Linked DNA regions of Mus musculus: all the other regions are linked to region 3. A link is a loop called in an ENCODE intact Hi-C map of the cell type or tissue named here. Cell type or tissue: left cerebral cortex. All regions are shown on one strand. Links, peaks and the distances in the headings refer to the core of each region. The heading gives the core; the rest is flanking DNA. Region 1 overlaps Zfc3h1 (zinc finger, C3H1-type containing). Region 2 holds the start of Ptprr (protein tyrosine phosphatase, receptor type, R). Region 3 overlaps Ptprr (protein tyrosine phosphatase, receptor type, R).

The links. Peaks named below come from ENCODE experiments on the same cell type or tissue, not always from the same donor. Only the 100,000 strongest peaks of a DNase experiment are listed, where the experiment ranks them.
Region 1: a loop joins it to region 3, with 3 times the contacts of the local background. A loop is called at or near these places in 3 of 42 quality-filtered maps.
Region 2: it touches region 3 in a loop (9-fold over the local background); 6 of 42 quality-filtered maps call a loop at or near these places.

The regions. Positions count from the first base shown.
Region 1 is chr10:115,429,874-115,440,627 of GRCm38, forward strand. Zfc3h1 (zinc finger, C3H1-type containing) reads left to right here. Exons shown (of 35, transcript NM_001033261.2): 32 at 780-881; 33 at 1,530-1,569; 34 at 1,830-1,892; 35 at 2,023-2,898. The coding sequence ends at 2,160. Among named protein-coding and RNA genes, the nearest start is that of Zfc3h1, 50 kb to the left of the region's middle. In left cerebral cortex, for the core only: no CTCF peak of the experiment used is centred there; DNase peaks (open chromatin) are centred at 5,470 and 7,629.
Region 2 is chr10:116,011,342-116,022,095 of GRCm38, forward strand. Ptprr (protein tyrosine phosphatase, receptor type, R) reads left to right here and starts at 7,022. Exons shown (of 14, transcript NM_011217.2): 1 at 7,022-7,471. The coding sequence starts at 7,414. In left cerebral cortex, for the core only: CTCF peaks have their summits at 6,547 (motif pointing right) and 6,747; DNase peaks (open chromatin) are centred at 6,617, 6,980, 7,911 and 8,358; H3K4me3 peaks cover 2,447 bases; H3K27ac peaks cover 1,868 bases.
Region 3 is chr10:116,193,021-116,203,774 of GRCm38, forward strand. The region is part of intron 6 of Ptprr (protein tyrosine phosphatase, receptor type, R); the gene reads left to right. Among named protein-coding and RNA genes, the nearest start is that of Taf7l2, 84 kb to the left of the region's middle. In left cerebral cortex, for the core only: CTCF peaks have their summits at 3,783 (motif pointing right), 4,504 (motif pointing left) and 6,217 (motif pointing right); DNase peaks (open chromatin) are centred at 3,831, 4,134, 4,442 and 6,197.

The DNA.
Region 1 (10,754 bases), core at 1,621-9,620, 760 kb before region 3:
ATCAGATATTTTCTTTTGTTTTAAAGAGTATTTTCCATGCTGTGATGCATATGAGATATATGTATTATACATCTGAAATATAGTACAACTGAAAAATAATCAAAAGTCTTAAGTTCTTGAGGAAATTCTATAATTAAATTTCATGACAACTGTGTTAATCCTCAGACGCTAGTGGTGGAAATTTGAATAAAGAAAATTACCTTTGATATGCATGTGAAGTAGAAAATATGATTGCATTGTTTTTCTGTTTATATCTAGTTTCTTTTATGATAAGCATTTTACAGTATAGGTAATTTAATTGTGGTAGGCCGTCCTCCTTTGGTTTGGCGTATTCTTCCTCTGGGTATTCCTGTTACCCTCTGCCCACCAGGAGAGTCAGAGCCCAACACTTACCATTATATTTCCATTTTAGTCCCAGAAATACTCATATGTCTGCTCTAGGAAAGAAAATGTGTTTTAAAGTTACATTGGTGTATTATACCAATCACCATTACCTTAGAAACACTTGGTAGAGGACCAGGTAATGAGATTGCTTTTGTTTCCTACAGGAAAACATGAGCTTTTGGTGGTGTTGAAGATACCTGTAGAATAGTAGTTTAGCACATTGTGATCCCGGAACAATTGTCATAACAGGCATTCTATAAATATCTGCTGAATGTCCTTGTTAGGAGGATTTAATTGGCCAACCTTTGTAGCTTGCTGTACACTCTGTTATAGAGCGCGTTTGGGGTACCATACACTTTGAGTGCTTTGTTCATTTTCCTGAATGTACTTTACAGGCTACTTCAACATGAATGGGAAGAAAGCAATGTTCAGATTCTGAAACTCCAAGCCAAGATGTTTACATATAATATCCCAACATGCCTGGCCACCTGGAAAATGTAATGCAACAATCATGTACATGTTTTATAGCTATGCTTTTATTTGTAAGGGTTGCTCCAGACAGGTAAATCTGAAATAGCATCTTATCTCCCCTCCAATAGACAGACCTAGTATAGAGTTGTTTTGGGTACTTGATGTGGTTTAATACCTAGAGTGAGTAATTGCTCATTAATAGCTGCTTCTGAGGGCTATAATAATAGTAGTAGTAGTAGTAGTAGTAGTAGTAGTAGTATTTTTAATGAGGAAGAACATTTAGATAACAATATTATTAAACAAATAAGTGTGTATAGCACTTTAGGACCATCTTTAAATTGTAGGGTTTTCCCTGTTATAGTCTGGTTTCTTTCCTATTTTAAAGGTGTAGTGCCAGGCCTGGTTTACTAGTTTTGAGTTTGTTTTGTTTTTTTTCCCCCCTCCCATGAATCTTACTCATGTTCACACACTGGTCTGCTTTATTCCTGTAAAGTTGATAAAAATTGTTGAATTTTTCTTTTCACTATAGGTTACACTCCTTGGAAGTTTAGCCTGTTACTTTCAGGAAGTTTTGTATTCAGATTCCCACAATCAGTATTCTGCCAGTGCTGTGTTTCATTTTGTTTGAAGATATATAAATTTTCCCCCTTTTCTATATTCCTTTTTTCCCTTAGAGCCATTGCTGCTGAGATTGCTCTAAAGGGACAAAGAGAGGTAAGTGGTTTGTAATTGGATTATCAGATGGGCTACTTTCTCCTTTTAGCTATTCTGCCCCTTGTGTTGGCCTCTCACTTTAAAAGGATTAGAGATAGAAAGAAGTTAACCTTCCAAAAACTCTATTTGAAATCTCTAAAGCCCAAGAGAGCCATGTTTGACTTGAGTTCTAGTGTATTGTAAAGTTCTGCCTTGAAGCAGTCAGGCTTTTAAATGTGCATCATGTTTCCTGACAGAGTGTGTGTCTGTCTGTCTTATAGGTCCACCGTTTATATCAGAGAGCCTTACAGAAGTTACCTCTTTGTGCATCACTATGGAAAGATGTAATGCTTTTTATCTTTTATTTTATCTTGATGTTTTCCTATAAATTTTCTGCATGTGCCATATCCATTGATGTGGTAAATGCTCAAAACCTCGCTCTCTCTTACTTCTATGCTTCCCTGTCTTTTACAGCAACTCTTGTTTGAAGCATCAGAAGGAGGTAAAACTGATAACCTGAGAAAACTAGTTTCCAAGTGCCAAGAGATTGGAGTCAGCCTAAATGAGCTCTTAAATTTAAACAGTAACAAAACAGAAAGCAAGAATCTCTGAACACTGGGTGCAGTCAGTTCTAAGCCTTTATAATAATTGCCAAAATTATTTGAATGATTCTTCAAGATTAGGCTGATCCCTGGCTAAGGTCTGTGTAAGGCAGACAAGCATTATTGATCATATCAAGTTTCCTACAATATCCTATCCGTAAAACCGGAAGCAATGAACATGAATGACACTCTTGGAATGGATAAATGAACTTCCTGTTTGGCCTGCTTCTGGGCCCTGCCAGATTCTCTAACATCATGTACGTAAGTATAGCTCCTCAAAGCGACTGACGTTTATTTTAATTTTACTTTGTTTTTGGTTTCATTTTTTACTTTCCCTACCTTTATGTTGTGCTATCCTGGTCCACTTGACACTCTCTGATGCCTGAGAGATTCTTGTTTGGGATTTAGTTTCCAGGGCCGTGTTTACAGTAAAATAGCAGGCAGTCCTTTTAGTTCCTCCTCTAAGTCTCTGAGATTCTTCATTTCAGGGTTTTAAACATAAGCAGTCCATCTTAAGGAAAGTGTAACTGCCGCGGCCACAAGTCTGCTAGTTGCACTTGAATGTTCTAGCAGGGTTGTTGACTGCCCTTTCTACGTTCTGGACTCCTTGCTGAGACTGTTTAACTTGAAGATTAAAGAAACTATTGCAAATGCCAGTGCATCAGAACCTAAGAGTGGTCAAATATTATGTGCAATTTTTTTTGTAAAGAAATTTTAATTTATAATAAAGTTTAACAGTTTAAAGAACAGTTAATAGTGGGACTGTTTTGTGTTCACTACTTTGAAGTATTAAGTGGTTGTCGTGCAAAATATTTTTAATATAAGTTTTTAATAATGGTCCTCTTTGTTCACGTCTCGGGTGGGTAAGGGTTGAAGTAGGAGCTAGGGGTTCTTCCCCTGATACCATCGCTTTCTTCTGCAACTCCTTCCCCGGTCAAAACAGCAACAAAACAAATGACTTTAATTGGTGAGCACAGGCCTTCTCTTTTGAGAACAGTGAGCAGATAGGTTTACATTAAGCACTGACTGTGTTCTCAAAAACAGGGTTAATGTCACCAAGTTGCAGTTTGAGTTATCTACCCAGAGACATGCTGGCTTCTGTTACTACATAGGCCATGGAAAGAGAACCGGCTTCTTTTTTTTTTTTTTTTTATGGAGTTGTTTGTGCCTTGCTAGGATAGTTATGACTGAACAATGCAGTAAATGTGGCCTCACATCCAGCTGCGTGCGGCCTGACCGTGGAGAGCAGAGAAGCAGCTCCAACACACCAGGCACGTTGGTACGTCCTTAGTTTGTGCGGTGCCTACTCACCAGAAAACTGTAGTTTGAAGACTGTGTGCCTACAAGGTGACGCATAATTTGCTAGTTTATACTGTCTGGCTATGTCAAGAATGGAACTCATTTGTCTAGTGTCCTTCATTTAACCAAAAATCAAAATAGTGGCTTTGGATTTTTTCTATAACCAAGAAAATGTTGTTAGAAGATACAAATCCCAGAGGGCTATCCTTCCATTGTGTGTATTTAAGTGTTTATCATTGAGAGGATTGCCTGTTGTGATTATTTGAAAATTATGCTTATGTGCTTACACTTAAATTATTTCAGGATACTCAGCAGTTATTTTGCAGGCTGAGTGAAGCTAATAACCTAAGTGTGGTCCCCAGAGCCCATGTAACAGTGGAAGGAGAGAGCACAGGCTGTCTTCTGCCTTACACACATGCAGTAGTGGGCGGGCGCCTTCCTCCATCACCATAGATAAGTTTTTCCCATCAGTTTCTCCATAGTTTCACACTTGTAATAGTAATTGAAATGTCACAGCTTTTTAGAAGTCAAGTTTTAAGCTTTAAATTCTTTTCCTTAGGTTTAATTCTGTGTGTATGGGTGTTTTGTCCCCTATATGTGGGCACATATGTGCATACATAAACATATATGCCTGTGTGCAGTGTACATGCAGTACCCTCAAAGGGTGTTAGATGTGGAACTAGAGATATGGTTATGAAATGCCAAGTGGGTACTAGAAATCAAAACTGACAGGGAGGGCTCTTAATTGCTGATCCACCTCTCCAGCCCCCATATTTTTTTTTATTTTTATTTTGTGTTAGTGGTTTCATCCACAATAGCTATTTTCCACACACACCACATCCACAGAGGCTGCACACAGATGTACATTGTAACAACCTCAGGGTTTACAGTTCAGATGCCATATAGGAATGGCTGCTTTTTTCTTGATCAGTTGTCAGATTGCTGAACCATAAAGGTATCTAATAATTGACTCTTTTCTTCCCTGGTTTTAAATCACTGTGTAGCCCAGACTGGCCTGGCACTCCCTATATATGATCAAGCTAGCCTCACACTTGAGGCAGTCCTTCCACGGCTACCTCTCACACCTGTGCTGTGATCACAGGTGTGTGCTCCCTGTCCCTCCTGATGATGGCTTATGTTGGCCTTTCTCCTGTCATTCACAAACCCTCTTTAGCAGTTACATAAAAATAGCAAACACTTTCAAAGTAAGGCTCCTGTTCTTTCAGCTTTCAGTTTCTTTCCTTTTATAAAGTGCTTCCAACAATAACTTAATAAAATTTTGGGTTAAAATTGGAATGGCTAACATGCTCTATGATAAAGTCTTTAGATAGACTTTAGATAAAGTCTTTAAAACAAAAGAGGGGTGGGGTGAGGGAAGAGTATCAGTGAGAACGTGGCCTCCTGCATCCTCTTTCTTGTTTGGAGACAGACACAAAAGGCGTTTTATGCTGTAGGGCTTTATCTATGATAAAGGAAATGAAGTCGTAGATTACACTGAATTTTTACGTGTTTTTCCTCATTTTAGAGAATAGCCTAATATTTGTATTTGTCTTTTAACGGAAAGTGGACCTTGTAACGTTTTTCTCACTGGATTATCTAGGGCGGTTGCTTTCAATGAAAGGCATATAAACCACATCATAAAGTAAGCAGGGATCTCCAGGTGCAGCATCTAAGCGGTAGAGGCGCTCTGCGGACAAGCAGAAGGTGATTGAGACTGACAGCAATTACAGAGGGGCTTTATTGGAGATTGCAGTTCAAATATTGATTTAGGGCCGTGGAAGGGTAGGTGCATGGAGGGGAGATCCATCCATGCAGGGCCACTTTTTTGCTTTACGTCTACTTTTATGCTTTTGTGTTAACTGAATGAAGGAGAAAATGGGAAGATACAGTCTTAGTCACCTTTAATATTTGAGAATTATGCTTTCAAATAACCTTATTCTCTTTCTGTTCTCTGTTCTCTCTCACCAGCTCTCTTTCTACCCTCCCACATGCCACCCACTTGTCCACTCGCAAGCATCCTTCATTTCTGCATTTCACCATGGGGATGGGGCAGTGAGCAGTCCTCTTGGGCGTGCTGCCCATCCCTTCTGTCCATCATTTCTCTCTCTCTCTCTCTCTCTCTCTCTCTCACACACACACACACACACACACACACCACAGTAATGGCTACACACACACACACACACACACACACACAGAGTAATGGCTACACACACACACACACACACACACACACACACACACACACCACAGACATGGCTACACACACACACCACAGTCATGGCTACACACACACACACACACACACACCACAGTCATGGCTACACACACACACACACACACACACACACACACACACACACTATAATGGCTACACACACACACACACCACACTCATGGCTACACACACACACACACACACCACAGTCATGGCTACACCCACACACATTTATACACACACACACACACAGTAATGGGTACACAGACACACACACACACACACAGTAGTGGCTACACACACACACACACACCACAGTCATGGCTACACACACACACCACAGTCATGGCTACACACACACACACACACACACACACACACCCCACAGTCATGGCTACACACACACACACACACACCACAGTCATGGCTACACACACACACACACACACACACACACACCCCACAGTCATGGCTACACACACACACACACACACACACACACACAGTAATGGCTACACACACACACACACACACACACACCACAGTCATGGCTACACACACACACACACTCACACACACACACACCACAGTCATGGCTAGTACTCCTGTACACTGTTCTGCTGTCGACAAGAAATGTGAAGAGACTTTTAAGTGCTTGTTTTTCACAGGTATTAGAATAGATCTCCATGGTCCTCGCAAGAAGGATGCTGTAAGACCTTTTTCAGCATTTTCTCAAAACAGAATTGGGCATATTTTCTTTACAGATCTGTTTATGCTCTGTGTTAAGAGATGAATAAAAGGGTTCCCATACATTCCAACCAAAACAGAGAACAGTATGCTAAGGAGACACCCTCCCAGCAGCTCTGAACTTGATTTGGAAAAGGCCCTCTGGGTTTAGTCAGTATTACAGCTCATGGAGGATGACTAATGAAAACTGGTGTTACTAGGCCAGTAAAGCCTGTGTTGTAAAAGGGTTACATGTCTCTGGAAACATAAACATAAAAAACCAAACCAAACCAACCTGCGATCCATATAGTGCTGTGCTGCTCTCAGGAGGCCGAGGCAGGAGGGTTGTAGGTTCCAGACCATCCGGGATGCATTGTAAGGGCTGTCTCAAAGAGAAGTAACATCCAAAACAGCTTCCTTTGTTTAAATTAATTTTCCACTTGTTAAACATGACAAATAAGACTGGGAATGCTAGAAAGGTCCTCCTGGCGTGCCTTCTGCCTAGAAACTCCACACGAATCTGACTAGAGCCTCGGTAGGGCGAGTGCGACTGGGACCAGCTCTCCTCCTTGCTTTACCCCCCAGCCCCTAATGTGTTGTATAAGTAAAGATGCTAGTTTTGTAATTTCTTAGTACATAAAGCACACAAAGCACGATTTGAATTCCCTGAAAGCCACACATTTATTTTCCATTGAATCTTAGGAGTGACCGTTATTTATCTATGTGGAAGAACTGCCCAGCCTTGTCTTCATTGCTTTTAAATGACTTTTTCATATGACATTTTAGCTCAGTAGCAGGAATACCTGCAGTCAATTGGAAGTTAAATCCAGAGAAAACTGTGAGGCCAGTGTGGCTACAGTGAGTGCTGGGGGTGGGGGGGTGCTCCAAAGACAAAAGGTACAAAATATATAAAAATATACCTCAAGGAACATCTCTAATGAGTTAAGTAAAAAGCTTAATCCAAATATAAAAATTTTCACAGTCATCTTTAAAGAGTCTATACTTCATTTTCCCTTCTAAGTTGGTAATTGGAAAACGTCAAGGCTGATTATCAGGTCAGCTGAACAAAGGTGGCTCTCCACTGCTTGGTCCATTAAACAAGCTGAGTCATGTCCATAGTCTTACCTTGTGAAGATGAAGGCCACAGCTTGGAGTTGCTGAGTGATGGATTACTGTCAGTCTGTCTACATTAGTGGAGATAATCAGGGCATCTGCTGCTAATGCCAAACACCCTCAACTTGGCAAATCATATAGCACATTTAAGGTTTAAGACACTGCCTGGGGAGGGAGTTGGCACTGTATGCTGGCTCAGATGGAGATCCAGAGAAAGCTTGAGGGAACTGAAGGTGTGGAAGCAGTGGAGAAGCTCCTGTCTCGGGGAACCTCAGTGTTAGAGCTGCCATCGGTCAGCGCTGCAGTGACAGCGACTCGAGTGCTGCTTGTTTCTTTATCACACTCATGTCTATAATGTGTGAAAAAGTGTCTACTTACATTAGGGGTGTTCGACATCCACAATGGACGCTATCTTTAAAACACATCTAAACCATAAATAGTATTTTGAATGAGCGGCGACACTATAAAATAACTGTTTGTTTCCCATGAGCATAGTTTCGTTACTCTCACCCAAACATTGCTCAGGTGTGATTGAGTTGCTCTGAGAAATATATCAGAGACCTTGGGGTGTGGGGTACAGCTCAGTGTAGGACGCTTGCCCAGCTTATTTGAAACCCTGGGTTTTATCTCGGCATTGCAAAACTGCAGCTAGGAACCTGCCTGTGCGTGCCATGGTTTCTAACGTGCAAACATCTATTAGTGATGCTTTTTTTTCCCACTTACTTATTCATTCATTCACTGCACATCCCAATCTCTGCTCTCCTCCCCTCCCCTCCCCAGTCCCTTACACAGCTCCCAGCTCCTTATGTGGTCTCCCAACTGGAGCAGGGGCTGTCCGTAAAGCTGTTGACCTGAAGTTTCATCTAAATGCCCATTGTGATGACTAGATTGGTTTCTGTGGTATAATAAAGGATTAAGACCTCTCAATAATGAATTAAGGGTAGCCAACCAAACCATTTTACACTTTTTATTGGCTTTGCCTATGAAAGGCTTGGCAAATTGACCAATTTAAGCTTATCATAAAATGACCTCATCAGGCAAGAAGCTTATATATAGTTTGTATTGAAGGCACACTTAGGAAAAATATCCCCCCCCCCTACAAATTATGACTTCGGCTGTGTCAAACTGGCCTGAAACTGTTCCCAGTGAACTACTAAATATGGTTGGCATGTCTTGTACATGGGTCAGTGGCAAAAAGGCTTCATAATGCCAGAGAGCTGGAGGGGCCTGCTTCTGCTCTCCTTGTTCCATCCTGTGTGAACTCTATTCTCAAAGATTTACCAGATATGGTTGCTATGGTCTTATACATGGGTACACAGCCAAAGGCTGAAATGGGGAATGAAATTAAAGCTTGTGATCCATTCAAGCACCATGAGGCACTACTAGTCCCAACCAAGCTGGGACTTACCTTCCAGGTCCAGAGAGCACTTGACAAAGGTGGGTCTGCTAAACTGCACATCACTGGGAAAATTTGATCCTGATGATTCTAAACTGCTTCCCCTGGCCATCCTATTCTTTTCATTTGACTTAGCAGATTAGAAATCCTGGGGAAGTACAACAAACCTATTTTAAGAACGCTTCCCAGAAGTTTGACACCACTTCCATGTTTTTTCCTGTTACTCAGAAAAAATAAACAAAAAAACCCCACTGGACCACTTCTGTGGGGGGCTGCAGCCCCCCCCCCCTTAAAGGTGCTATGAAGACCACAAAAATGAAAGTAGGAAGAGTACATGCTTGGAGTCCCTACATACCACTGTTACCATGTCACCTTTGAGTAAACAGACTGCAGGGTGACACAAGTGATACTAGCTCTAACAACAGTGAATCACTTAGAACTCTTCTGTTGACAATTTTCTACAATTCTTTAACTTGAAACAACAAAGGTGAAAAGAACACTTGTGGGTTTACCCTGTTCCATATCACAACCCATTTCAATACTGTAATCCCCATTTTACAGCTTGCAAATTGAGTAACAAATTAAATAATCCAAATCACAAGGATAGCACACGAGGAACCTAAGAAAATGACTTTGAATATGCTCCTTTGCATAAAGTCTCCTGTGAACTTGGTCCACCGAGACCCTTGAAGAAATTGAGAAAATTTTTCTTCTTAGCAAGCTAGTGGGCAGTCTAGAATTCTAGTAGCTGCCCCAATACAACAGTGTTAGAGCCTTCTGGGAGAAGAGGAATTGAGAGGTGACACAATTCATGGTGACACTTGAGTTCTCAACCTGAAACACCTACCTTGTTTTTCTTTGTTCTTTTCACACTGCATCCCTTTGATTGAGTCTCTGTGATTCGGTATGGCTTCTGAAAACACAATGGATTAACTTCATTTCGCTAAACAGTTGTGGGACAGCCTGAAGAAAGTAACAGACTGACCGAGGACAGAAAATGGAATATGTACTCACAGCTACACAAAGTGTTTGAAGTAAAAACTACATTGAACTTGGGAACTATGTAAGGGTGGGAAACAAGAGTACTTATTTAGATATGTGAGAGGCCAGGGCTAGAAAGGTACAAACAACGCTTTCATATCGTTCAAGTTCTCTTTAGCTGTCCTTGGATGCCAAGCCTGACTGTGTGACCTTAAGAGATGTGGGGTGGATTTGCTTAAAACTCCAATAGAGGAAGGAAGACCTAAAGACCAAGTAGACAGTGTATTAAGATTTAGTTTGCTGGGCTGGGCATGGTGGTACAGCTTAAATCCCAGCATAGAGGTAGGCAGATCTCTCGAATTTGAGGCCAGTTGGTCTACATGGAGAGAGAGTTCCAGGCCAGCTACATAGTGAGAACCCATCTCAAATAATTATTCTTAAGACTAGAGTGCGGCCTGACAGCCAACGCCCAGGGGCTGCTCTTTGAAAAGTGTTGGAGTGTTTACAGAAACGTGTCTAGGGCTCGCCACCACTATTTCCCAGGCAAGTGATCTTTGGCAAGGTTGACCCCTCTTTCTTCTTTGCCTCCAAAACAAACGTGATAATGAGGTCCATCTTGCAGGCTGTGTCCTAATGAAATGAGGTATCATACATAAAGCAGCTGACACATGAGATCAAACTCACATAATAGCTGTTATGATGGGCTGCCTGTCCTAGACAAACATGCCTGAGGTATATTCAATTAAACAACTACTCAGGATAGAAAGCTGTTCTTCATTCTCTACACTTCTCATCGGATAGATCTGCGTTTGGGTCTTGATCCAGGCTTCTCCAGAATGATCCATTTGGGCACTGGGATAGACCTTTGGCT
Region 2 (10,754 bases), core at 1,803-9,802, 180 kb before region 3:
ATAGATAGATAGGTCGATAGGTCGATAGGTCGATAGATAGATATAGAGACAGACAAACAGACAGATAGGCAGGCAGGCAGATGATGTGGTTCTTTCTGGATTGGCTAACAAATCTATGGAACACTGGCATCTTGTGCTGCAGCTGTCCCATCTCTAGAGAAAGTTCTTCAGGCACCCAGTTATTTCCTTGACCATCAACTTCTGTCTCTGTTTAGAGCACACTTTCCCTACAGCTCCATGTTAATCATCTACTTAACCTACAAGCTCTTCATATTTACATGCTTTCTCTCACCCAAGCCCTGACCCGCTCCTTTCCCTTTAACCTACTTTTTCTACTATTTCTACTGTTATAGGAATTACAGCAGAATTTCTACCATATAAACTCTAATTTCTACTATATATAGAAATGTCTACTAAAATAAAGAGATTCATTTATTTTCTACATTTGCTGTTCAACAGCTATTCAATTTACTTAGAGTATAACCTCCATAAAGAACAGAATCATTGTCTATTTTGGTGATTATTATTTCCAAGTATCTAAAAGACCTCTGGCTTATCATAAGTACTGAATGTGGGTTAGTATATTTATTTAAAATCAGATGTTTTATAAATGGAATGTCATCATATTATCCCACTGTTTTAGAATATAGGTGATGTATCATATCACACTGCAGCTTAAACCATATTTTTTGCTCTATTTGCTGAATACTAATAGTACCCCAGACCATGGCGTTTCTTTTACTCCCATTGTTTTTCCAGGGTCTCACTCTATAGTCCATGCTAGCCTTAAACTCACACCAATACTCTTGCCTCTGGCTTTCAGGTGCTAGGATGGCAGGTGGGAGCCTCCATACCCAAAAAGAACCCAATGCTTTCTATTCAATAAACCAAAAAACATTCTTACACAGAGAGTACTGGTTAATTCTTGGAGTTAGAGGTCATGACACAATCAATGGAAATTTTTAGTAAGATTTTTTTTTCTGACTCGCCATCCTGTGTCATAGAGATATAGATGTTTTAAAGAGGATATTTTATCTTGAAAACATCTCTACTCATTCCTATAGACTAACAAACTCCATCATTCACTACTGTAGACAAGTCTATCTGCATCAAGGGAAGGAAGAAATATGAGAAAGAGAAAACAACAGAACTGCATCTTAGTTGGAGAAAGCATGCAGCCAGTCAGAGAAGCATAGAAGCTCATATATGGGGACACTATTAGATCATCTTGTAGTTATGTGGAAAGGCAATGCAATCGGAATGGAGATTGATGGAAGGGTTGACTACTCATATCTGTATCCCTTGGATATTCTTATAGTCCCAGTAGCTCCAGAGTGGCCTGATTAAAGGAGGTTTGAAAGAACAGCATAGAGCACGTGTTTAGATATTCCCAAGTAGCTAGTCTAAGCAACATTAGAAGGATCTGTGCAGGTCAGGATGATGGATGATCTAAGTGCTGCCTGATGAATGCCTTGGGATGGACAGAGAGCTAATACAAGAGAGTCAATGGTTTGTAAATAAATCTTTTACCAACATCTTGGATGAATCCAACCTGTGCAGTGACAGAACAGATGACAGGATGATGTGTTGGTACCAAGAGCTAGATCTAAGGAGAGTTTTGAAATAAAATTTTAATAGTGAACTCATAACAAAATGTACAGGCACTTACATCCTGTGATATTTTGTATTTTACTAAACAGAATGATTCATATATACATACATAGCAAATATGTATTTGTTTCTTAGAATATATACCTTAAATATATCAAATAACTCAAATATATAAATCTCAACAAAACCAGAAATGTTATATTATAAAATAATATTGTGATTTTTCTATATTGAAGTCTGTTTTTTGAAAGAGAAAAAAATGCAACTTAAATCTTTTCTAGCTCATATTTTGGAAATTTTTTGGTGTGCTTTTTAGTTAACTATTATACTATTTTATGAACTTAAGATGACCCCAATAACTTTCAGCCTTATTTTGATCAGCATTTATTAATTGTAAGTATTAATGAGTTGTGTGTGGTGTTTCAGCACATTCATACAGTGTGCACTAGTCAAATCCAGACCCCCTGACTCCTGTTTAATTCCTTTCTCCTGCCCATCCTTCATCTCCCATAATCATTATTCATTAGTCAGGTTCAATTTTTTTCTAAGCCTCAACATTATGTGAGTGAGCATGGGGGAATCTAGTTATCTAATTTCTGTGTCCAGCTTATTTAACTTAGTGTCCTCTGGTTCCACACATTTGCTGTGAATGACAGATTTCATCCTTTATGGCTGAACAACAGAAGTGAGCCCAATCCCTAAACAGAAGTGATACATCCCATATAGCACCAGCACAGAACCATGAGTCAGAAGACCTGAGCTCAAAGACAGCTTGGCCAATGGTTGGATACAACATGCCAGTGAAACTACTAAGCTACATGGGTTTTGGTTGTCACCTCAATTCCAAAAATAAATCAATACTCCACAAAGCTCTTGTGTAAGCACAGGGTGCTAACTTGTATTCTTTGAATTGTAGTACTTCTCTTCATGAGTGCAGAGGGTCGATGGCTCTTCCTTGATACAGCTGGAGAATATATATATATATTTTTTTTTTACTTAATGGCAAATTCACAAATTTAAACCTTATGTCTTTTATTATAATTTTCCAGGTCATTCCTTTTCATTCTCAGCCATCTTACTCTAAATATTCTTCAGCTCGCATCAGCTCTTTACGTGGAAGACTATTCTCTTTGCCTCTCATGAAAGATGCCTCTCAAACAAAAGAAGATGGTCTTTGAGATTGCTCATGAGGTTTTATAAAGGACAGGGTAAGTCTCAGTGAGGAATTGGTCACTGGTAGCTATGGATTCCACATATGATAGGAAGCCCCTGTATCTCCTTAGCTATTTCATGTCCCTTACACTGGTTACCACAACCCCCCATCCCATGTTTCTCCTCATGTAGAGCAGAGACAGAGCTAATGTGCTACCCAGGCTCAATCCATTTCTTGCTGTCTACCAATACAGCCCTGCCTGTTATACCTCTTTCTCCACCTCTTTCCACAGCCTCTACAGAGAAATCATTTATTCCATTCTTCCTTAAACTCCTGCTGACATGTTCTTCTAAGCGTAGCCTGTAGTCTTTTTTTTTTTTAGGGCATTTCTAAGGCAAGAGTCCACTACCATAAGGAATGATTCATTCTCCTGTGGAAAGTCTCTAAAATCAGAGTTTTACTGATGTTCAGGGTCAGCATCTCTTGCCCTATCTCTGACCACCTACCTAACTCAAGTGAGCAGCCTACCACTGAACACATGAGTGTGAATATGCGTGTTCTGTGAGATTACTTGTCAGAGCATTCTGGTATCAAAATTTCTAGATGGGATTAGTGTCGAGGCATATATTGCCAAAGCAGAGAGTCAGAAATATGCCAGTCTCCATGGCTGCACATAACAACAAACAATGCCTACGTTAGCAAGGAATACTTAGATTTCTGCTAGCTGTCACCGCTTACTTTTGAGTTGGCTACTGTGAAAGTTTAGACTGGGAATTCATTTGCTTAAGACAGAGATTGGCATGAAGGAAGGCTTTAAGGAATGTTATCCATCACTCTGTCCAAATAATGGAAGCCTAAATAATAAGAAACCCAGTCGATGAACCTGATTTGTCCACTTCAAGTGCTCCAAGAAGGATGTCCTAAGTGGATAGTTTCAACTCTGTATACCCAGGCTAATGTGGACGCTTACCAGAAGAGGGTGTAGAGTTAGATGGGAGAGGAGGTAGGGAGAATATGAAAAAGGAGAAACAATGATCAGAATCTATTGTAGGAAATATGTTTTAAATCAAAAATGGATAATATTATCCACGTGTATGCCATGTGTTGTGTACAGGTGTTCTTAGAGGACAGAGGAGGAGGTTAGAGTCACTGGAGTTGAAATTACTGGTGGTCATGTGCCACCCAACGTAGGTTTGGGGATACTCCTAACTGATGAGCCAGTATTCTTGCCCCCTATCTTTTTTATATTTTATTTTTTGAGTAGGAAAGTAATAATGAATATCCAGGCCCCAAAATAACAGCCCAGTTAAGGTTATTTTTACAATTCTGAACTACTCTAGTCAAAATAGAAAAAAAAAATTTTCCTGTTAAAGAGATTTTCATGTGGTTTTTCATTCAGCTACCTGTAGCCTTAGGCAAAGTACATAGCTAGCAGGCTGCTTGCTGGCAAAGTCAAAACCAATTATATTAATTGAAATTTTACATCCCCCCTCCCCCAAAGTAAAGGTTAGAATTATCTATGGAAAAGCAAGATATTCTTGGCACTGATGCAGCATGGATTCATGACTGTAGCCATATTATCTTCTTGAACACTTATGTAAGCTTGAATATTGTTTTAAAGAGGCATAAAATTAGGAAGGTGCATCTTCTGCAAGCACACTGATATTATTTCCCTCCTGACTCCATCCATGCACCAGCAGTCATAGCTAAGAAGGATTTTACTCCACTTACCTCTAAACATGGGTATACAGTGCATCTGGGAGATAAATTCAGTAGCAGTACCAGCCAGGCTGCCCACCTGTTTTGGAGCATCTCATCCAGATGACCTTTATTGGTTTTGAGCATGGTTGTTGTGTGAAGTGTTGGTCTGGGCAGTTGGGTTACTTAAAGTGAGTAAAGCCCCCCAAAAGTCTGTACTGGCTGGTTTTGTGTGTCAACTTGACAAAGGTTGGAGTTTCAGTTGGGGAAATGCCTCCATGAGATCCAGCTGTGAGACATTTTCTCAGTTGGTGATCAAGGGGGAAAGGCCCCTTGTGGGCAGTGCCATCCCTGGGCTGGTAGTCTTGGGTTCTATAAGAGAGCAAGCTGAGCAAGCCAAGGGAAGCAAGCCAGTAAGTAACATTCCTCGATGGCCTCTGTATCAGCTTCCTGACCTGCTTGCGTTCCAGTCCTGACTTCCTTTGGTGATGAACAACAATGTGGGAAGTGTAAGATGAATAAACCCTTTCCTCCCCAACTTGTTTCTTGGTCATGATGTTTTGTGCAGGAATAGAAACCCTGTCTACAACTCTGTCATTCTAGAGATTGTATCCTAGGGCCAAAGGAGTATGGATGAAAGAATATAAACTATAGAAATATAACTGCCTGTATATCAGAAAATAATATGGCAAACAGAAACAGAAAAAGAAACTCTGATGCAAGGGTCAAAGCTGCAGAAAAGATTGCAGAAAAGTCTCGGCGAAACTCTGGTCCTCAGAGGCAGAGCCCACTACAGTCACAGGCACAACCAGGGGAGCAGCAAGAGTGCTTTTTATGCTTCTATTTTTAGGACAGAGAGAATGGTGAGGTATTAAAAATACATGTCATCTTGCTCACACTCCACCTGTTAGAGTTTAATTCCTGGCCTTGTCTTCTCAGAGCTCTTGATACAAAAAATTATAAAAGAAATAGGTGGCACTGCCTGAGCACCCAGAGCCTTTGAGGCCGGTCCTAATTTCGGTTCTGTTGATTATCTGGCTTCCTATTAGCTGTCTCAGTCCTCAGGGGATGCAGGAAGAAAGCACTCAATGAGCCTCGCAGTTCAATTCAATGAGCACTTATTACTACCTCGTATTTGGCCAGCACGATTTTATTCAATTTAAGTTAATGCAAAATTTAGAGCTTCTCAAAGAGCCTGCAGTTGGCGAAATGTGTGTCACAGATAAACGAACCGTTTGAGAGAGAGAGAGGAAAAAAAAAATATATATATATATATATATATATATATATATATATATATGTGTGTGTGTGTGTGTGTGTGTGTGTGTGTGTGTGTGGCGGTGTTCAAAAAGCGGGGAAGAGGAAGGACATTATAATGTCAGGTTAGCCCAAAGCTTCTTAAGAAAAAAACAAATTTAGACCTTTGTAAGCAACTGGGTGGGCAGTGGTCTGAGTGAGGTCCATTGCCGAAGAGGCAGAAGGGAAACCTGCGAATAGAAGCAGAAGATGAACAGTCTTGAAGGGAGCTTGGCTGAGGGACATTTGGCCTTAGAGTAATTAGTCACTAGAATGGTAAGGATCTTCATCCTACCAACTTAGGTAAAGGAACTAAAAGTGCATATATTTGCACACTGTGCGAGCCTCGTTAAAGGTACAGGATTGGAGCGGAGAAGTCGAGTTAAGTTGATAAGGCTTGAGTGGCTCAGCTGTGAAAAGCTCTCCTTACTTTCCCAGAAGACCCGGGTCTTATTCCTGCGACCGCGTGGCAGTTCGCAACCATCCATAAATCCAATCCTAGCCTTTTAACAACCTCATTTGACCTCTGAGGGCAATGACACACAGGCGTGGTGGACAGACAGGCATGCAAGCAAAATACCCCAATACATTATTTTTTAAATTAATGATAAAATCTTAGGTAATTATTTCCATAAAACACCAAAGACCGTTCCTTTCCTTCGTATTACACGGGTGTACTTCCCTACCCTGTAAGTATGACCTCCCTGTTTTCAAGCACTCCAGTCAAAGACTTGAGGCTTGAATTTAGTGGAAGTACAAAGATTGGAAGAAAGAAGCCTGGGGTGAGCTCATTGGCAAGAAGGGGGCGCTCTCGGAATATCCCGTTTGCTTAAACACAGCAGGCTGTAAGTGGGAACATTTGCCCAACCAGGCCAGAACTCGCTGCTTGCCTATGCTTCACTAGGGTGGGGACATACTGGGAAACTGGTCAGCCTGCAAGCATTTAGTTGCCACAGTGAGCTGAGTCCACGCGTGATTCAAAAATGTGAGGAAGGAACCAGATGAGTGGCCCCCTCCACTTCCCTCCTTGGGTTTCTGTGGTCCTGGCCCCGCCTCTTCCCTCCCCACTCAACTCCTCCCCCCGCCCAGATTTAGGAGGAACTCTAGGACCTCAGATTTAGGAGGTCCCTAAAGCTAGCCTCCAGCCCCTCCTCCCCCTCCTCCTCCTCGTGGAGCTTGTTCCCCTCGCAGTCTCAGCTAAGACCCGGAGAGGTGGAATTTCGATTTGAAACTCCCTAGCCAGGGCCGGAGCTGGGCATGCTCAGTGCCTCGGTGTGTCTCGGCTGCTGCTAGCTGCACAGGCAGCAGAGGCGCTGCCTGGCTCGGAGGCTGGCACTAGAGTCCACCCCACTGTCACCACCGGCTGCGGGCTTCCAGAAGGCCAAACTCTCACCTCTTCTGAGCGTCTTGCCCCCATCAGCCTCGAGTCCCCATCTCCCGCAGCATCCTACTCTCGTATCTCCCCATCCCTTGCGGAGAGGAAGCAGGTGCTCGGTTCTGTAGGCACGCCACAGACTGCTCTGTGTACCCCAGCGGAGGACCCTGTCATCGGATGCCCGGGATCAAAGGACTCTTGGCAGTGGTTCTCTCAAATAGCACTTAGCCTAGAGTGGGGTTGCGGCGGAGTTTCTCCTCTGACCCTCAATGCACACACTATGAGGAGAGCGGTCGGCTTCCCTGCGCTGTGCCTGCTTCTTAATCTTCATGCTGCAGGTAAGGGCTTGCGGGGTTCAGAGCTGAAGCTAAGGAGAAGATGGGAAACAGCACACGCTAGAGGACTCCAGGGAAAGCTTGCCTGGCAGAGAAAGATTTGGGATAATGTCTGAGGGGTGAGAGAGTGCACCTGTTGGAAGGCTAGGGCTGAAAACTTAGGCTAAATTCAGCTCTCCCTTCTTTATCTTGCATGGCGAAGAGTGAACAGTTTTTAATGTGAATATAGATTTGGTCCCCCCTCCATTGAGCTTTCCTGCTTGTGCTTCTAGGCTTTGCGCTTGGTTGCACATTTTACAGGGAAAAAGAGATGAGACACCCTGCTGGATGAAGCCCTTCCTACTGCAGCGGCTACATCCATAAGATCTCCCAGTGTAGCGAGCGCTCACGGGGATGCCCTGTCTGTAACCTGACGGTCTGCATCTCCGCCCCTAAGAGCCAAATGCTCGGTTTATTCATCATGCTGCTCTAGGCTGCTTTGGCCCCTGCTCTTGTCATTCGGGTTTTCTGAACCAATAAGAGGAAGGAAAGGTTTCAAACCGGAGGCTCCTCTCTATTTCAGCACCACGGTCAGTATCCGCAGTCAGTAAAGAAAAACCCAACCACGCTGACAAGCCTGGGGGTTTTTTATCACTGTGTCCCCAGGATAGATTGGATGGGAGGCAGCGAGAGTGTAAACACATAAAAATAGATTGGACACAAGAATCACTGTGTAGTTCTAGGGATGCACAGCTGATAAAGTGCCTAGGAATTTTATATTCGGTGTCACCTGGCTCCTCTAACCCTGTGGACAGGCTCACTGGACTGCACCCTAGGTGATTTTCACACACGGGAACCAAAATAAAACATGGCAGAGAGATTTCAGGAACCCTGCCGAGACCGCAGTTGTCCATGCAGTGATCCTGTAGCAAGCACAGACCTTTTCTTTGAGTTTCTTTCACACGCATTCATTTCTCTAAGTACACCGAGTGGGAGTGTATTATGCTACTGTGAACACACACACACACACACACACACACACACACACACACACCTACAATCCTTGTTATAGTGCTCCAAAAGACTGAGTGTTTTTTTTTTCATGTATGCAATGATGGGAGTGAGATGTAGTACTTTTTTTGTCCCAGCAATTGCTATTTAAATGCATTGTGAATTTAGAAACAAACAATGTATAGGAACAATAAGGCTATAATTAAGGATGTGTGTTAATTATCATAGATACAATATTACATTGTGGGGTGTTCAGTGGTTCTCTGGTATCTTGAAAAACCAGTGGGAGAAAAAGCTATGATTTGGTCATTAAATTATTTGCAAACATTTCATTGCCACATGTAATTATTTAACGTTAAAATATATGATGATGAAAACATGAACACTGTTATTGTTTTACATCCAATACTGTTTAATGGTACAACTGAAAAAATAGCCATTGCCAAAAAAAAAGTTTTCATTGCTATCCAGTTAAGTAATTAATTATCTGATAAAATACATCAGTGAAGTTATTCTTGAAAATTATGTATAAACAAATGTTAGGGATTGTAATTAATGCATACTAAGTAGTTATAAGCTTGAAATTATAAATAGACTTCATATTAAGCATGCAGAAAACATTTCTAATTTATTATGGATGAACCCTGGGGATAAGGGAAATAGAGAGCATTTTCTCATCAGAGGTGAAACCTGGAAGTCTGCATCCCTCGATGAAGTCTGCATCCCTCGATGATGTCTGGAGGTTTGCCAAAGTGTGTATTACAAAAGTCAAAGCAAATCTATAATCTGCACTTTGCCTTCTTAACATGTAAAAAAAGATTAAAAATAAGATTATCCAGCCAAGTTTAGTTTCATAAGGCAACTGGTGATTTACTACATATTTCAGGTTTCAATTGCAGTATGCTACATATACATTAATTGTATTTGTATTTAATACAGTGCTTTGGAATGGTGTCTTGTCAAAGCAGATTACAAGTCTGGGATTGTAATTGTCTTGCCAGTTTCATTTTGGATTCATTTTTAATTTTAAACAGCAATTTGTGGGTCACAGGCTGTCATCAGATTAAAATGCATCAGAGCTACCTAATATTACTGTTTGGGCTTTTCATCAGAACTCAAATAAATGTGGCTTTCTTGACCTCTGCTCCCACAGATTTAGGTAATCAGAAAGTAAGTGGCTGGGAGAGCAGAGATCAAGAAGCCTCCAAGCCTTTTACTTGTTGAATATCTGAGCTTGTCTCTTGTAAAGAAAGCCACATTCCCAGGGCAGAGGCTGACTCTATTTTTAGAAAGGACAGTGACACCTATACACATTAGCTGCTTGGCTGAAAAGCTAATTGCTCGATATCAGTCATACCCAGGTTGCCAGCAACTACTTTATGGTGGTATCACAAATGATGGTATCTTAGGATGCTCGACAAATGGAGTAAATTAAATAATGAGATGGACTGTAAGTGTTCTCAGCTGTGCTGGGAATTGTTGCCTGGGGCATAGCCATGTCTCTAACGATAAGGCTGGAAATTACTTTCAATGTGAGTGTCATCTCCAATTACTTGGTATGGTTGCCTATGGCATGGTAACCCCAAGTTCTGGCAGTCTCAATAGGGGGCAAACTGTGATATGTTTGTCATGTCTGTGGGAAGGGCAAACAGTGCAATGCAGTTGTCATTCTTGGGTAAGGAAGGCCAACGAAGCTGCTTAGCTCATAGCTAAGAAGTTGAATGACACGTGACAGCTAATTGCCACAGATCTAAAGAAACAAATCATACTTATCGTCCAGCCAGTTGCTTAAGTTGCTTAAGGCACAAATAACAAGATGCAGTAGTGCCAACTGACAACATAGTCTGGAAGAAAAAAAAAAAACACACAGGCTCTCAGACCTATTACTATATACTACAAAAAATTCAAGTTCCCAATATAGCTAAGAGCACTAACATCCCATCCCTTCAGCCAATTTCTCCCACCTATGAAGTATTCTAAGATGCCATCGATAACGTCCTCATAAAGTAGTTGCTGGAAACGTAGGCAAAACTGATTCTAATAGAATAAGCCACCATTGTGTTAGTGGTGACAAATCCTTTTCTCCTTAGCTGTCCTTACTCTTCGAATCTTCTGGGATCCAATAGAGCAAAGAAATTCCAGTTTAAAAGCCCACTTCATAGATATCCAAGTGTTAACCAAAAGCCATGCCAATGGGAAGATTGCTTAAAGAACAACCGTGTGGAAGACTCACAGACCGCTTATTTACTTCAGTACTCATTCATTCTTTGCCCAATGAGTCATATTCCATTTGAGG
Region 3 (10,754 bases), core at 1,008-9,007:
TAAAGTAATACCCTCTTTATTACAAGAAAGCCTGGCTATAAAGCCATGAGATCATAAAGGCTGCCTTATGAATCAGCTGTCTCAAAAGACTCTTGGGTCATGCCAAATAAATCTCTCATCCTTGGTATCAGTAGTATAATTTTGTTAAAATGTAAGTAAAATAAGATACAGAGACTAGATGTACATACTTAGATAAGTATGAAAGTATACACTGAAAATTATGAAGATTGAAAATCCATAAAATTTTAGACATAGTTGTTTTATCTCTATTCCCAATTACCCCTAAATCATATTGATTCTTCCTTCTCTACTTTCTCCTCCTTCATAGACTCCTTACCCTGGGCCTGGCTTGCATTACTTCATCTTTTAACTGAATTTTCTGATTATAAAAATGCCATAAGAATTCATCTACATTATATATCACCTGCGCGTTGTATTTAAATACAATGTCTAAATCTATTTTTTCTGTGTCTAAATCTAATTTTTCCCTCTTTTAAATCATATTGTATTCTCTCCAGGCTTATCTTCCTAAAACATAGCCTACTATGGAAAAGTCCCCCAGTCACCTAGAAGACAAGACATCTTTGCCTGGAAGATCCTAGACAACCTAGTTCTCTTTTTCTCTCCAATTCTATTTGCTCCTGGCTTTATTGTACTGCCAGAGCCATAAAAATTTCCACAGTAACAAAAGCAATGAAAAAATGGCAATAAAATGATCCATCCATGATCTTCTCCTAAACTCAAGCCCAACTCCTTCATTTTATTATAATTTTTCCCCTGGGACAGTCAAAAGCCCTGGCTTCTGTCCCCTCCTCCCTCTGGTGGATACATTTTGATAGGTAACAAATTTTTAAAAACTTTTAATCCTTCTCCTGTTGATCTCCCTCCAGGAGATATGAATAAAGATCATGACTGAGCGAATGCCAGGGCATAAACTGTATTAAGAACTCTAGAATTGAAAGCCTGCATTCTTTAAATCAGCCCCCTGCCGTGAGAGCAGAGAGTCAACTCTTGCACTCTCTATCCAATGGCAGTGAAATCTCAAATCTGCTCTGAGGTCAGAGGTAGGGCTTCGTGAAGGCTTAGCTTGAGACGCAGATCGTTGTCCAGGTGGTTTGTGCACAGGATGCTCTAAGGAGAAGCCTAGCAGGGAAGCAGAGAAGCAGCTCAGGCACGAGGACAAGCAAAGGGGGGTTGGCTCATACGCTCACTCTGACCACACAGGGAGCCCTGGATCATCCATGGTTGCTCATGGACGGTTCTCACCTTCAGCGATATGAGCTTGATACCCATTCCCTCATACCACTGCAGGATGCCTGCAGATATAACGTCCTACTCAGCTCCTGTCACCTGAGGGTGATTCTCCCAGAAAGTGGCCACCAGATGCATTTAACAGGCAGCGTTCCTGGGTCGAGGAAGAAGATGAGAGCATTGGTGAAGCAGAGGTGACCTGAAGGGGACAACTGCAGCATCACTGTGTTTTCCAAGGGTTGCCCCGCCAGTTCTAGCACAGTTAAGTTCATACTGCAGGTTTCTTTGATCTTTCCAGGCCACTGGCTGTGTTCTGCATGGTCTCCTTAGAATAAACACCGTTTGTTCTACCCGAACTATGCACTGTTGAACACAATCTATCAGCCTGACTCATTTGCTCCCCGTGACAGCATAAAGGATCCTAACACAACACAGAACAGGCAAATACACGTAGAATGAAAGACCCCAGGAAGACTCAGGCTCTTCGTGTGCCTTATCTCCATTGATCCTCACAAAAGAAGAAACTTGCTCTGTGTGTGTCAAAGAAGCGTGCTCCGTGAGTTTAGTCTATTGGCAAAGTAATTTGTAGTTAAGTTTCTGGGCTGTTAGGGAGGCAGATACAAGTGGAGAGCAAGCAGCCTGCCCCCCCCCCCAAAACAAATGCTGTACTACCACCTTTTGCGAAAAGAAGACAAACATAATCCTATATCCCATGGAAAACAAATTAAAAACAGTATAATGAGAAAACAGGTACACGACATATTGCCACACAGTCATTTCCCTTCTCAGATTTCCCACTACACTTTCAGAGTCCTTTTCAGATTTTAAATCAAGAAGATGGAACTTGGTGAAGCAGACTAAACCACTCAAAGCGGATAGCCATTAGCCATTGCCTGTTGGGAAGCATGTTGTCTGTCCCAGCCTTCTTGTCCTCCCTGGTCCTTCTCATTCTAGTGTCCAAATGCTCATCTGGCAAAATGGTGGAGAATATGAGTGCAGCAAAGAAGCTTCAGTGAGATGCGATATTAGCAACGATAAAGAAAACTCAAAGCCAAAACTGAGCGCAAAGCATGCTGGGTGCACGGGGCAGGGCAGGGCGTGTCTCTGCTCTGTCTAGATCTGGATATACTTGCTGTAGACAGAGGGGCGAGACACCTCGGGGAAGATTTGTTCGTGCCACTCCAACCAGCGCTCTCATTGCTGTTAGAATAGGAGATAGTGTGGAGAACATTGGGAACACATATAAGCTCTCATTAACAGTGAATGACAAGCTAATTTCCTCTTCATTTGTACAATATAGACATCATGCATTTTTATGAGGTTAAATCGGGGGTTCTGAAAGTTTAGCAAACAATTCTTAAGAGAGTTCTGTATTCCCTAATAACATTTTCTTTAAAAAAAAAAAAAAAAAAAAAAAAAAGGAGGCTAAGAAAGTAGAGATAAAGATGTAGAACTTTTGTCTCTAGGCAAGTCGAGAAGAAAATGTAAAAATATTCAACATAAGAGAACACAGTGGCATCAGATGCAGACTCGGGAGGCTAGAGTGGGAGCCAAGGTTATAGTAGAGACTAGAGTGGGAGCCAAGGTTATAGTAGAGACTAGAGTGGGAGCCAAGGTTATAGTAGAGACTAGAGTGGGAGCCAAGGTTATAGTAGAGACTAGAGTGGGAGCCAAGGTTATAGTAGAGACTAGAGTGGGAGCCAAGGTTATAGTGTGCGTGAGGGAGATTTAGCAGGGGTAGATTCAGGGGGAGGGGTTGGAAGCAAACCCGGGGCCTCTCACATGTTTGGTAAGCACTCTACCACTTAGTCATATAACCAGCCCGAACACATAATTTCTTTAAAATTAAAAATAAAAAAGAAGACATTTTGCTAAACCCTGGCCACCATGTATTGGCCATCATGGGCCCAGCCTCAGTCCCTGAGCCTCTGTTTTTGGGTGACCCACCAGTTTGAGACTGGACACGACCAGACGTCACTACGACTGCTCCATTTCTCAGGTTGCCTTCCCATCCCTCCCTTGTGACACCTTGACACCATGCCAGAGCGGGTCCCAATGAGTGCTACTCCTGCTTGTAATTGTTACCAGCCCACCCAGAACACAGGCTGCCTTGTGAGATTGACTAGAACAGACTCTCAGCCCTCTGTGCACCCAGCCTGATCCTGAAATCCTGGCCCCTGGGGTGAGTCACGTGGGAGCCATCTCCACACCTGCCGTGGAGAGAGCAGATTCAGTCACCCTGGGGAACTCTTGTGGCCATTCAGATTATGACCTATATTTAGAGAGAATTAAGTGTGCTTCCTACGTGTTGCATAAGGCTGAATCTGAAAGAACAGCACATGTACTTAAACACTGAGCCACCTCTCCATCCCAAGGCAGGTGTTCTGTCACGTTCTTGTCATTCTGACCCTGAATGGGGAATGGTTTGGCATCATTCTTGAGACTCCTGTTCACTGATTGTTTTATTCATGGGTTGAGTATGAGCTTCGCTTTGGAGAGTACTTTCTTTGCTGTCTTTGGGCACACCAGAAGAGGGCACCAGATCACATTGCAGATGGTTGTGAGCCACCGTGTGGTTGCTTGAATTAAACTCAGGACCTTTGGAAGAGCAGTCGGTGCTCTTAACCACTGAGCCATCTCTCTAGCCCCAGTACTTTCTTTATAAAAGTAGCTGTCCTGTCCAGCTTTGCTAGGGGACCCTACCCCAGTCCTCCATGTACAAGTTGTCAGAACTAGGTGAGCCACCCTTTTTTTGCAAGATTCGCTTTAATCAGGGCAGGCGCAGACAGTTCCCAGGGAAAGCCTAGCATACTATTTGGAGAGAGCAGCTCTGAATCTTAGATACTGAGTCAGGGTTTTCCTGGCAGGCAGGCTCTCACCCAAGGCGCTGTTTGAAATGTGTCATACGGCTCGGAATACAATTGTGTGCATCCCACAGGCTACCTGAACGTCGCTTGTCTCTGGAGGGAGGCACCCTCCCGCTCTCAGTAGATTTCCTTGGGCTTGGGCCCATGACCTCCGTTTAACAGAACATCCCAAAATGATGTATCATCAAAGGCAGGTAACTTGAGCCAAATTAAGTTAGTTTGAAACCGGTTGCCTTCTTTTGTATGTGTGAATATATTATAAATTAAAGTGCTGTCCCGTTTAGCAAGACCTCACGCCGGGAGAGGCATAGGGGCCAGAGATTCTCAAATCAGTTTCTGTGCTTAGGGCCAGGTTCATTTGAATCCAATATAGAGAAATATTGCCCTCTAGTGGAGGCAGCTTATTGATTCATTTGCCACCTAATTGTGAAATTGTGAATTGGGAAAACTGAATTTTACTTTTTTTCCATATTATTAAAAATATTTGTCCTTAATCCTAGCACTTGGGAGGCAGAGGCAGGTGGATTTCTGAGTTCAAGGCCAGCCTGGTCTACAGAGTGAGTTCCAGGACAGCCAGAGCTACACAGAGAAACCCTGTCTCGGATGGGGGGGGGGGGGATCCATACAATGTATCTGTATTATGGTTTCCCTTCCCTCTACTGCTCCCAGTCCCCCCCCCCCCCACACACACACACCTCCCCTCCTCTTCAGGTCCCTCCCCCCTTTCTGTGCCTTGCAAAGGACCTGTAGGAAAACAAATTTAAAAAGAAAGGGAGGAAGAGGGAGGGAGGGAGGGGAGGGAGGAGAGAGGAGGAGGAGGGGGATGCCAAGACACAACATTATGAAAGTGGGAATTTCCAAAAATGCAATTGAGTTAGTTTTGCATGTCCGCTGGGTGCACAGCCTAACCTGAAGAGTAGTTTCTCCAGCGAGACTCCCTTTGAGAAACCTAATGCTTTATTTGAAGCGGTTATCAGCTGTAGATAGCTTCTGTGTTAAGGATGGGACACATCTGCCTCTTCTTTCACCTCCAGGACCCCATCGCAGCCCTGTGCAGGCCTCTGCCTCTGCGTGTTCAGATGGGTTTAGTAGGCCCTGTCTCCTTGGTGTCCTCTGTCCCCTCTAGATCTTAGGCTCTTTCTGCCTCCTCTTCCACGGGGTTTCCTGAGCTCTGAGGGGAGGGTTTGCATGAAGGGATCCCACTTAGGGCCGAGCATCCCAAGGGCCCTCACTCTCTGCACACCGTCTGGCCCTGTTCACCCAGTTCTTGAGCAGAGAGCTTTATCATCTTGGTCTACTGATGGTGGCTTTTTCAACTGCCAGGGTTCTATGCAAGAGTCTAAATCAGCTCGTTTAAATCAGCTTGTAGAGTACATCACTTGAACTCTGGGTATATGCTATGATGTTCTCCCTCCTCGGTGAGTTATTGGGGGCAGAGCAATAGACATAGTCCAGCCAAAAAATTGGAGAAAAGGGGTGTTCTGTGCTTAGCCATATGTGGTAAAGTGAATTTGCTCTCAGATAAATTGTTAAAAAGTAGAAAGCATATGTATGCACTAAGGCACTGAGCGTACAAAAAGGAGAGAGAGATGGATCTGAAGGTTTGGGTTTGGGTTTTCTTAGCAGGGGTGTTTTAGGGTTTTTTTTGTTTGTTTGTTTGTTTGTTTTTTTGTTTTTTTGTTTTTTTCTTATTGTTGGCTTAGTTTGGGCAAATTCAATTTAGGAGTTTGGTTAAAAGAGATTTTGGAAGCATATGCACAGAGGTAAGTTCATAATTATTACTTCCTCTGTCCTGAATGGAAAACCTTTGAGAGCAGCAAAGGAACAAGAGATCTTTTTGCTAAATACGTTTTTCAGTTTATTTGTTTGTTTGTTTGTTTGTTTGTTTATTCACTTTACATCCCAATCGCTGCCCCCTCCCTTTCTCCCTTCCACAATCCCTGCCCCCATCTCCCCTCCCCTTCTCTTCTGAGAAGGTGGAGCCTCCCTCCGCCCCCCAGGCTATGTTCTAAATTAAGTATTTTTTGAGCATGGGTGACTTTGAGTTTTCTAATTTAGATGTGTAGTTCTCTATATGACCTGTAGGTGGCGCACTCAAACAGCGGTCCTCCTCAAAGTAACAATAAGGCCCCTTTGCTACAGTCCCAAGGTTGGTTTTACAAAGCTAGAGTGATCCCAGTAAAGGCTGAGGAGGGCTGCCTTGGGAAACCCTTTATACACTACATCAATGCTCATCTCTCTGGAATTACTATGTTTTATTTTCGATGCCACCCAGGACTTTTATAGCCTCAGGGTGGCCGTTTGTACATAAAGTCAAATAGTATTGTCATGCAAAGAACTTCAGAATAGTAATAATGAATATAATCATGAAGACATGGCTTAAATGTAATTATGTTTTTCAAAGTCACTACCCCTCATAAAGCACTGAACTGTATAGTTTATTAAACTGAGTCGTAAGCTTCCTAGGGGTAGAGGCCCATCTGCCTAGTGTTCAGTCATGCCCATATGCTTTCCTGATCTTTTATTGCCTTGTATACACTGGACTTCCCTAAATACAGTCTCCATTCCCCGTTCTCTCTTGCCACTGACCCTCAGATAAGACGGAGCAGTAGTTCAGAAGCAGGTGGCTATAATTTCAGAACTCAGAGCTTTGCCAGGCATGGCACCAAGTTCCTAGAATCTCATGTAGAAGAAGCTGGAGGAAAGGTGCCATGGTGAGTTACAGACCAGCTGGGTTATAACAGACCTTGTCTTAAACAAAACAGGACCAAAAAGCCTCACAGCTTGTTTTAAATGCAACATTAGCTGAGATGACCTTTAGAGTAGCCATTCCCAAGCCTGTTCTAACAGGCTTGGGGAAACTTTGTAAACTTTTTCATAGTCTAAGCAGAATGTTAAGGCCTAATAGAGTTTATAGGGGGGAAAAAAAAAGATTGAATGGCGTCTGGACCAGGAATTTAGTCTCATACATCCGGAGGAACATCTGGGAGGAAGAAGAGGAGATCCATCTCACCCATGTAGACATCTGTGCAGTTTGCCTGCCCTGCTCAGGGGTTCCAAGTGTGTGGATCCAACCAAGTGTAGATCAGCATGTGTGGGGGAAGGAATGATGGCACCCGTGCCAAACATGCACAGATGTTTTTCCTGTTCCTACCCATTAAATACTACAACAGTACCCATGGCATCCACATTGTAGTAGGTGCTATATATAAACAAGCAGTGACTTGAACCATACGGAAGGATGCCTTGGGTCACATGCAGGAGCAGCACCAGCTCACTAACGGTGTGTGGTCCTCTGATGGTGCGGGCATCTGCTTGGATCTGAGATCTGATCCTTTGCAGAGACTTGGGGATGATTATACATATGGATGCACACACACACATTGCATTTAAATATATACATCAAAACCCACATGTAAAGGCATGCATGTCTAAATGTCTGCATATATACATTAATATTGATCTGTTTTTCTGTATTTAAATTATTCTTTTTATGGGCTGGAGAGATGGCTCAGAGGTTAAGAGCACTGACTGTTCTTCCAGAGATCCTGAGTTCAATTCCCAGCAACCACATGGTGGCTCACAACCATCTGTAATGGGATCCAATGCCTTCCTCTGGTGTGTCTGAAGAAGACAGCTACAGTGTGTGTTTGTGTGTGTGTGTGTGTGTGTGTGTGTGTAATTTTTTGTAAATGTTCTCTTTGGGAACTGTGGTCTCCATGATCTTGGTCCAAGTCACAGAAAGGGTCTTACAACAACAACCTAGCACTGAGAGACCCCTGGTGTGAAGACAGTAGTCACGACCAAACCAGAAGCAGAGCTCTGGAAATCAAATGACTCAGACTGTACCAATCAAAAGACTTTGGGTGATTTTTCACAAATGCGATTGATCTAGACTCCACAATACCTCAATAGCTTTTATCTGCTCCATTGCACTGGGTTCCCATAGCTGGCTTTATTACTAAAATTATTAGGAACCAGGATGCTGACTGTTTACAGACAGGGAGCTAACACAAAGATGTTAGCTGGTTTGTTTACAAAGACCCCCTAGGGATCCTGTGGGAACCCGCTTCTACTGCCGCCTTGCCACTCTGCTTTCTGGGGCCACAGAGGAACGTGAGCTCCTGAGGCCTGGTACCCTTCACCACTGCTGTGAACACAGTTCTGAGAGCATACGTTCTCTTCATGAGCATATGAGACCTCCTTTCTGTCTTTACTGAGAGGTCCCTGCTTTAAAAAGACCTTTAAACCCAGTGTGCCCTCAGCCAGAATGCTCCAGGTGAACTTAGCAAGAATTAGCAGAGTTTATTGCACAGTAAGGATAGTTGACACATAGACCAACTCCCAAGCTATGAGGTACCAGTTCTCAGCAGGGTGCAGGCCCAGTCATGAACTCAGCAATCTGACTTTTTCTCGTCACTAAAGTATTTGGCGACAAGAGTCTAAGGCCTTATTGCATTGGGGAAAGTTTAGATTTCCTGACTGAAATATCACTGCTGTCCCTAGGTTGGGAGGATAATTTTATTCCATTGTGCTTTGTTTATTCTTAGTAGATCTTGTGTGGATTGTTATCGGGATAATGCCAGGGTAATTGTTCTGCACTGAGCTAAGGGCCAACCCAAGAACATTCTCCCGGGAATAGCTTGGCTCGGATATACAGAAAGAGTGCTCTTCTTATCAAAATGATTTCTTCTTAAACGTAAAAATGAATGGGGAAAGTTTTGATGCGAGATAAAAAATAACAATAAATAAGTCGGCAGCCATCTTATGTGCTTTGAGCCTACACTTAGATGGCAAATAGATCATGCCCTTTGACCCTGTCTCTCTCTGTTTATGATAGGATGGTGCAGAGTATATGGTGTCATACTTATACTGGGAGAAGGGCATTTGATATCCTTTCTTATCTTAGCCACCAGACAGTGTAAAATACTGTTGAGCCAAGATATCAATGTTTTCACCAGCCTTAATTTACCTAAAATAAAATAATTAATCACCTGTCTAATTAATATACTTGTAGTGATTTGAATATGCATGGCCCAGGGAGTGGCACTATTAGGAGGTGTGGCCTTGTTGGAGTAGGTGTGTCACTGTGGACATGGGCTTTAAGACCCTCATCCTAGCTGCCAGGAGATCAGTATTCTACTAGCAGCCTTCAGATAAAGATGTAGAACTCTCAGCTCCTCCTGCACCATGCCTTCATGGATGCTGCCATGCTCCTGCCTTGATGATAACAGACTGAACCTCTGAACCTGTAAGCCAGCCCCAATTAAAGGTTGTCCTTATAAGAGTTGCCTTGGTCATGGTGTCTGCCCACAGCAGTAAAACCCTAAGTAAGACAATATTCTTATTAAAGAAATTTTAAAAGTATATTTAAGCAAAACTCAAATACAGCCCGTCACAGAGCCTCGTGTGTGTGATCTCAACTACTCTGGAGTCTGCGGCAGGAGGAGGGGCTCATGGCCCCAGAACTTCACACTCAGTCTGGAGAACACGGAGAGACCTGGTCTCAAATTTCAAAAAGGAAATTATTTCATAGCTAGTCTTACTGCAGGACTCACCCCTAACCCTACCTCCAGCCCTCACTCCCACCCCCATTACCAGGTGTACACACTCTGTACATAGCACCTCTGTCGTCATGGCGATGATGGCTTTGAGTGTTGCATTGGCAACAGAAGCACCAAGATTCAGGCAGCAGCAGGAACTTATTGCACCAGGCAAATCAGCAGTACTGGTGAGAAGAGAGATACTAAGCAAAGTACCCAGAACACAGAGACCCACACAGACCCCGCGTCACACTAAAGGTGTCTTGGTAACAAGAGGAGTAAGGGTATGAATGAGAAGCCAGCCAACAGTCACAGAGCAACTGTTGGGTACCACGTGCTCATCTCAATGCTCTATATTAATTACATCGACAAACTCTAGAGCGGTCTAAAGAACCACAGCTCATATTGTTGTTCCTCCTATGGGGCTGCAAACCCCTTCAGCTCCTTGGGTCCTTTCTCTAGCTCCTCCATTGGGAGCCCCATGCTTAGTTCAATGGATGGCTGTGAGCATCCACTATTGTATATGTCAGGCACAGGCAGAGCCTCTCAGGAGACAGCTATATCAGGCTCCTGTCAGCAAGCTCTTGTTGGCATTATAATAATGTCTGGTTTTGATGGTTGTTTATGGGATGGATCCCCAGGTAGGACAGTCTCTGGCTGGTCAGTTTTTCAGTCTCTGCTTCGTACTTTGTCTCTGTAACTCTTTCCATGGGTGTTTTGTTCCCCCTTCTAAGAAGGATCAAAGTATCCACACTTTGGTCTTCCCTCTTGAGTTTCATGTGTTTTACAAATTGTTTCTTGGGTAGTCCGTGCTTCTGGGCTAATATCCACTTATCAGTAAGTGCATATCATGTATGTTCTTTTGTGAATAAGTTACCTCACTCAGGATGTTATCTTCCAGAACCATCCATTTGTCTAAGAATTTCATAAAGTCATTGTTTTTAATAGCTGAGTAGTACTCCATTGTGTAAATGTACCACATTTTCTGTATCCATTCCTCTGTTGAGAGACATCTGGGTTCTTTCCAACTTCTTGCTATTATAAATAAGGCTGCTATGAACATAGTGGAGCATATGTCCTTAGAACATGTTGG